Regions from separate parts of the Homo sapiens genome. Here region 1 is linked to region 2. A link is a contact called in ENCODE Hi-C data. All regions are on one chromosome and are shown on one strand. Each heading gives the region's core, a stretch centred on a gene start or an enhancer-like site at or near the end of the contact. The rest is flanking DNA. Distances are from core to core; before and after follow the strand shown.

Evidence for each region. Hi-C counts contacts between places; a loop is a spot of excess contacts on that map. Pooled maps may share reads with other maps.
Region 1: a loop to region 2 is called in a map of Right ventricle myocardium inferior, with 10 times the contacts of the local background. The contact joins the promoter of LINC00930 here to the enhancer-like site in region 2. A Hi-C loop is called at or near these places in 1 of 168 maps with a recorded cell type or tissue (Right ventricle myocardium inferior) and 2 of 50 pooled maps.

What each region holds. Positions count from the first base shown.
Region 1 is chr15:92,569,951-92,573,914 of GRCh38, forward strand. LINC00930 (long intergenic non-protein coding RNA 930) reads right to left here and starts at 2,313. Exons shown (of 4, transcript NR_021493.1): 1 at 1,236-2,313; 2 at 608-746; 3 at 253-323.
Region 2 is chr15:92,525,014-92,528,834 of GRCh38, forward strand. No RefSeq gene overlaps it. Among named protein-coding and RNA genes, the nearest start is that of LINC00930, 45 kb to the right of the region's middle. Within about 2 kb of position 2,323, at least 4 of the 41 ENCODE cell types and tissues checked have a DNase peak (open chromatin) inside an H3K27ac peak, as active enhancers do.

The DNA of each region.
Region 1 (3,964 bases), core at 1,063-3,562, 45 kb after region 2:
CTTTCTATTTTCGTGGTCTAGTCTTCATTCCTCTCACAATAACACAGAGAGGTCGCCAGGGTCTCTCTAAGAAGCACAAACCTGGCCTAGTACAGATGAGCTCATCAGTCACTCAGGGGCCTCTTCTTCCCCAGACTCCCCAGGAATCATAAGCTTCTAGGATGGGCTCCCCAGAGCACTTCCCTTCTTATTTACCAGGAAGAAGGTCTTAGAGGCTGCTTCCCCATTCTTCTTTCAGGCCAAAAGCCTTACCTCTTGCCTCTGCTTCCATTTCTGCTAGGTTCTCTTATTCCATTCTGTACATGTCAGAAGCCGTCAGGAGCCTCAAGAGAAGAAGAAAGAGCCATGGTGAGTCGTTTTACATTTTCCAAATGAACAATGAATTCCTAAAAGAAAACCTCAACTTGCAGCCTTCCTGCCCCCAGGAACTCCTAGCAGAAGAGCCCAGGTCCCAACAAAATGCATGGCAGCTGCTGCCCAGCCTCTGAGAGAATTAAGAGGCATTAGAGCCCCACGTGGCCGCAGAACAACATCTTATCCAGCCATTCAACAGCCAGCAGGCTCCCCTTTTCATGATGCCCTTTCCGCTGTGCCCTAGGGGGCTCACCTCTTGCAGCCTTGACAGTGCAGTTCTTGCCAGGTCCCAGCAGGAACGAACTGGAAACCTCCTGGGTTTCCAGCAGCTGCTGTGCTTCTGAACTGACTCTTCCTTGGGGGTGGCAGGCGCACTGCCTCCTTGTCTACCGCTGTGGGTTTAGACAAAGTGCATTAGGCTTCTCTTCTCCCCCGGGCCAGCAGGGTTTTAGCCCTACCCACTTAGGGGTCATTTCCACAAAATAAATATCCCCCCGGCTGATAAATCCCCCCATTCTTCCTTGATACGGGGTCTCTCCGGAAACACAACAGCCTAGGTTTCTTCCTCTTTCCCACCCAACCTGCTCACTCACTTCCATCTCACACTGCCACCCCCACCCCCAGCACAGCCACCAGAACCACCAGTCCTCAGCTTCAACTGAGCCCCTGGGCTACTTCAGCATGTTCTCCTCACATCTGTACTCACATATATCTTCCTACAAGTTCCCTCGCCCTTTCACGGGCTGAAGCTCTGACTCTCTCAGAGAACATTAGCTATTGGTCAGGAATATTGTGCAAAAGACTTCACTTAATTGGAAAAGTATTCATTCTTGGTGGTCCCCAATGCCCCCAGGCCCTCAGCCATAGGATGTGGCTCTCACCTGGACAGTAGACACCTTGCTTCAATTTTCACTCTTCGCCCCTGGAAACCGTCGGCTGTTGGGGGTGAAAGGAAACTCCATAGTACTATACTGAGGTGACGTTTCCACCACCAACCATCTGCTTGGGCCCCTCTTAATTCTCCACCGGAGACTGGGGCTGCCTTCCTCAGGGATCCCAGCTATCTCTCAACACCTCGTCTTCCTCCAAGACTGGAGTCTTCGTGGAGTTCTGAGGAATTCACTTTCCAAGCAAGAAGGTTTTGGGTCCTCATGTCATCTTCCTCCAAGACTGGAGTCTTTGTGGAGTTTTGAGGAATTCACTTTCCAAGCAAGAAGGTTTTGGGTCCTCATGTCATCTTTCTCCAAGACTGGCATCATCTCGGAATTCTCAGGAATTCACTTTCCAAGCAAGAAGGTTTTGGGTCCTCATGTCATCTTCCTCCAAGACTGGCATCATCTCGGAATTCTGAGGAATTCACTTTCCAAGCAAGAAGGTCTTGGGTCCTTGTGTCTGGGGGACTCAATGCCCCCAGGAATCCTCCCTCCTCATCATGGGTTGCTCGTTGCAAGTGAAAGTCTCGTGCAGTAGGTTCCCTGTGCCTTCTTCTCTGGCCCTGACTTTGACAGGAGACCTCTTCTGGTGCCTTCTGGACCACCTGCTGCCTTACATCTGGGCTCCATACCAGAATCACCAGCATCCACTCAGAGGACACTGGGCAGCTATAACACTTGTTTTTTGCCGGGGCCAGTCCTAGTCCAATAGGGTTTCCAGGCACCCACAACAGCTGCCCAGGCAGCAAATGTCAGTCAGTTGTAAACCAGCCGGGTAAGACTCACACTTTGGCTTCCCTACATGGACTTCGTTTTGGGAGAAATTCCAGGATTTCAGACTCTCAGGGCCCATGGTCACTGAGCTCAATGTCCCCAATAGGTCACACCCTGCAGCTGCACCTCTAAGAGCTTGTGCTTCTGCCAAAACAATAAGCTTCTACTAGATGGGTCAGATCCGTTCTCTGACTTGATGCAATGGCCACTGTCCCTTCAGTCTGGCCCCTCAGCATCTGAGTCAGTGGGAATGTGATGGGCCCCATATGTAGAAGGAAGAACTGAAAGGAAGCACAGGAAGAACAGGAAGGAAGCAAAAGAAGGAAGGAAAGGAAGCCACCAGCTTCCTGCTGAGTCTTGATTAGGGCTCCTGGACAGATATTCTCCTCCTCCTGTTGCAAAAACTGTTGGAATTAACATAAAGCCTCTGAGCCCAAGCTTCCTCAAGTGTACAATGAGGATACTGGAGTCCGGAATCTCTGAGTGCTTCTCTGTGATGGACAGAACAATGCCCCGACAAAGATGCTCATGCCCTCCTCCCCAGAACCTGTGAATATGTCACGGTGCATGGCAAGGGGGGAATTAAAGTTGCCGGTGGAATTTAGGTTGCTAATAGGCTAACCCTAAGATGGGGAGATTAGCCTCGATTATCAGGGTGAGCTTACTGTCATCACAGGGACCCCTATAAGTGAGAGAGGGAGGCAAGAGAAGTAGTGTCAGAATTAGAGACGAATTTGCAGAAGCTGGCTTTTAAGATGGAGGAAGAGGCCATGAGCCGAAGGATGCCGGTGGCCCCTAGAAACAGGAAAAGGCAAGAAAAAGGTTCTCCTCTAGAGCCTCCTGAGGAGCACAGCCTTGCCAACACTTTGAACTTTGCCAGTAGTTTGAACTTCTGTCTTCCAGAACTGTGAGATAATAAATCTGTACTGTTTTAACTCATTTATCTTGTGGTAAACTTGTAACAGCCGCCGTAGGAAGCTAATTCACCCTCATCCCTCACATTCACACCACAATCTCCTTCTTCTCACCGGCATTCCATCTCCTCTGCCTCCCAAGTCACAGAGCCCCAGGTGCCACAATGGCTGTGGAGTCTGCGGTGCAACCTCATTGCAAATATTTGTATGCTCGGAAGAAAAACACGAGTACAATGTCCTATATTTACGAGGACCTTACTACTCTTAAATCGCTGTCGTTCAAAAACAAAACAATTTTTTTCAGCGTGTTCTTATACGCCCATTACTGAGCTGGTCCCTGGGGATGCAAAGACACATGGACCTCATTGTTTTCCTCCAGGAATTCACTTGGAAAAAGAAACACGGGAGATGCTGCCTAGAATCCTTGATGCCTCCGAAGTTAGACTGGAGTTGGATTAACCCGGCCTCTCTCTGTGGAAATAGGAGATGGCTAGAAGAGTGACATCAATCAGCCACAACTGCTTCAGCCTCATAACGTCGGAGCAATGGTATCAGACTTGATGCAGAGACTACCCGGGCATATGTGGCTTTTTTTTTTTTAAATGTAGTGAAAAATTCCAAGTCACAGCCACAACACTGAACTATCAAAAGATCATTTCATGTTTTGGTTTGTATTAAATGCTCTTTGCACTTTGCTTTTGTTAGAGATGGCTAGAAAATTCTAGAAATAAGGAGTGCTAGAGAAGAATCACTGCTTAAGAGCAGGATCTCAAAGAATACATCCTTTGCCCCCTATATCCTCTCCCCTTTCTGATTCTCAAAAAGACACTTCAAACTGATAGATAGTCTTTATGTAGATGAATGGGACAAACTCAAACGTGAGAGTTGATCCTTTTCTTTTTTTTTTTTTTTTTTTTTCTCCAGATCCTGAGGAATTGCCATTAGGACCTGGAAACAAATATGTTGCGTGGAAGACTTACTGACAAAGGA
Region 2 (3,821 bases), core at 1,073-3,572:
TCTAAAGAGCCCAGATCAATGAGATCAAGCAAACAGTTTCTCAGAAGTCTATAACAAAAAGCAGACAGCTGGCAGCCAGCGTGAGACACCAAGATTTGTCTTTGTGGACGGCTGGCAGGGGCCTGGGGGAGATGTCATTTTTTAACAGGCCTCAGAATAAAATGGATTTTTTACCTGCTGAAGGAGCTACCAGTTAGCAGACATTGCTCTTCCAGGAAAACAAATACACAGCTGGGATACTCATTTTTCTTCCATTATTAAATATTGTTGGCTTGGTTTTAAAAGATTTCAAATACGGCGGCTCTTTAAAATTCCCTGCCTGCCTCCCTTTCTTCCTCCCCTTCTTGTCTCCCTGCCCTTTGATGGAGTTTCAGCGCCCACATGCATGGCAACAACCGCTATTTCATCTTAAATTTCTATAGCAGAAAATGTAGGTCACTGATCTTAGAAGTGGCCTAGTTTCCTGGCTCTAAATAGAAATCTTTCCCCAGGTTGCGGCTTTTTTCTAGGTTAATGTCTAATAAAAGTATAACCTACTTAGCCAGGCCAAACAAACTGAGTTCTGACCTCCCGTCCACCCAGCTGCTGAATGGTTTTGCAGCTTTAGGATCGTCCAAGGCCACAGCTATCCTCAAAAAGCAGCTTGAGGGCCAGAACATGCCTCTGAGGTCACAGGTGGCAGAGCCTAAGAAGGAGAATGTGGCAGCTCTCACTCCACCTGGCAAAGCAAAGGTCCCGGGGGAACTAAGATGTGTTAGTTGCTCACCCACGCTGAGCACTTCTGTACATCTTCACATTTCATTTTGTCCGGGTTAGCTCAAGGTCGTTCTCCTTCCCCCTGCCTTTCCTTCCTCCCTTCCTTCCCCCTTCTTTCCTCCCTTTCCTTCCTTCCTTCCTTGCCTTTCTTATTTCCTTCCTTCCTTTTCTTTCTTCCTCCCTCTCTTCCTCCCTCCCTTTCCTCCTGCCCTTCCTTCCTTTTTCCCTCCATCCCTCCTTCCTTCCTTCTTCCCCTTCCTTCCTTTCTTCTTTCTTTCCTTCTTTTCTTTCTTCCTTCTTTTCTTTCTTTCTTCCTTTCTTTCTTCATTCTTTCCTTCCTTCCTCCCATCCTTCCTCCCTTCCTTCCTTCCTTTCTTTCTTTCTTCCTTTCTTTCTTCATTCTTTCCTTCCTTCCTCCCTTCATTCCTTCCTTTCTCTTTCTCTCTTTCTTCTTTCTTCTATTTTTAATGCACAAGTAAACCAAGTTTATTGTAGAAAATTGGAAAACACAGATGAGCTCAAAGAATAACAAATTATCCACACTACTAGAGAAAAAACAGGTCAACATTTCTTTATGCATCTTTCCAGGTATTTGGCTATATGTATATACTGACAATGACTTATGTTGAACAAAGTTTGGATCATAATAGTCTGTGGTCTAGTTTGCTCCCTTAACCTATACTGTCACGCTTTTTTCTGGTCAATTTATGTATATGTGTGTGCATATGTAACCTTGAGAATTTTTTTTAAGAATTTTTAATTTAATTTTTTTCTTCAACTTTTATTTTAAATTCCTGGGTACATGTGTAGGATATGCAAGTTTGTTACGTAGGTAAACATGTGCTATTGTGGTTTGCTGCACAGATCAACCCATCATCTAGGTATTAAGCCCAGCATGCATTAGCTATTCTTCCTGATGCTCTAACTTCTGCCAACCCCACCCCCAACAGGCCACAGTGTGTGTTGTTCCCCCCGCCATGCACTCATGTGTTCTCATCGTTCAGCTCCACTTATAAGTGAGAACATGTGGTATTTGGTTTTCTGTTCCTGTGTTAGTTTGCTGAGGATGACAGCTTCCAGCTCCATCCTTGTCCCTGAAAAGGACATGATCTTGTTCTTTTTTATGGCTGCATAGTATTCCATGGTATATATGTGCCACATTTTCTTTATCCAGTCTATCGCTGATGGGCATTTGGTTTGATTCTATATCTTTGCTACTATGAATACCACTGCAAAGATATGCATGCATTTATCTTTGTAATAGAATGATTTATATTCCTTTGGATATGTAGCCAGTAATGGGATTGCTGGGTCAAATGGTACTTCTGCTTCTAGATCTTTGAGGAATTGCCACACTGTCTTCCACAATGGTTGGACTGATTTACATTACCTTGGGATGTTTTTCTAAAATAACAAAATTATATAAAATAAATTGTAACCTGAAAGAGATAGCTCATCATTTTTTAAAGATTGTTTCATTTAGGGTTTTATAAAACAGCCAGGCAGGCAGCTAGTGGAACTTAGCCTGGGTGAGTGCCAGGTACATGGTGTTTTTTATAGTAAACATGAGGTCAGCCTCCTCAGCAGGGAGCACTGCAGGAGAAACTGGCTCTCCTGCTGTTTCCAGTACCAGCTGGAGGTGGTGTGAGGGCATCTGGTGAACTTGTGTCCTTGCCTCTCCCCACTCTTCCACCCACCTGAAGTCCCTCTGTGACTCTGCAGCCTTGCTGGATGGACGATCACTTTTCTGCAGCCCCCTTAACATGGAAACCAAAGCCCATGCGTGGGTCACATGTTCCAAAAGTTCCAGCCCACTAGTGCCTGGTCTCTGTGTGCACACCCAGCCACTGCTGCTCCCTTCTCTGCACTTCAGACGGAGGCCCGTTTCTTATCCAGCAACTCCAGACCAAACAAGAAGACTCCATTGCTTCCCACTCCTTCACCTCTGAAGTCCTAACCCCTAGCAAGTTTTTCCTTCCTCGGGTAGGCGCCCTTAGTCACAGGGAGCCGTGACAAATTTGCTTATAAGTTACTCCTTTGTCATAACCATTCTTTATATTAGACTTTCTCTCTTTGATCTGCTGTGTAGTTTCTGTCTCCTGATTGGACCTGGACTGCCACAGTCAGGCTCCTGACTCAGCTCTCTAACATTAGAGTTGCATGTGGCAAGCCACACGGCCCAAATTGGGCCCATTTATACCAAATGGTGGTGGACCCAGACTTCATCTGCCCCAGCAAAATCTTACCTCCCACTCACAGTGCTCTGAAGGACACCCTGTAGGCCCCTCCTGGGCCAGCTCCTGGGTCACTGTGCAGCCCAGGGCCCCTCCTCCTGCACTTGCTCTCCAACTGCAGACTCAGCCTACCACAAAAACAGGTTCCTTGGCCCCTGACCTTTACATCTTGCTCAAAAGTGCTCATACTGGCTGGGCGCAGTGGCTCACACCTATAATCCCAGCACTTTAGGAGGCCAAGGCAGGCAGATCACTTGAGGTTAGGAGTTTGAGACCAGCCTGGCCAACATAGCAAAACCCCATCTCTATTAAAAATACGAAAAATGAGGCTGCGGCAGGAGAATCACTTGAACCTGGGAGGTGGAGGTTGCAGTGAGCCGAGATCACGCCACTGCACTCCAGCCTGGGCAACAGAGCAAGACCCCTTAAAAAAAAAAAAGGACTCACACCATCATCTCACCTCCTTCCATGACTTCTTGAACTTTAGTGGCTCAGCCCTAGTCATCACTCCCGAAACAGCCTCCTGGATATCTCTGAATTTGACCCAAACTACAGCTGTGCAAGGAAAAGCAGGAGCTCTTCTCCTCCATTTAACATATGAGGAAACTGAGGTTCCAAGTTTCAATGCTGATTCACATGGAGAACAAATGGCATTTCCCAGAAGTGAATCTTCTGATGTCTAGCCCAGGGTACTGCTAACACATCACTGAATTTCTCTCTCTTATTGGGTGAGAAAAGCTTGTTTCTACACAGCTATAGGTGATCTAAAGTCACCTGGAGGGTTTGAACCTCAGTCTAAACAGGGCCTCCACATTTGGCTGCACAGGTTAA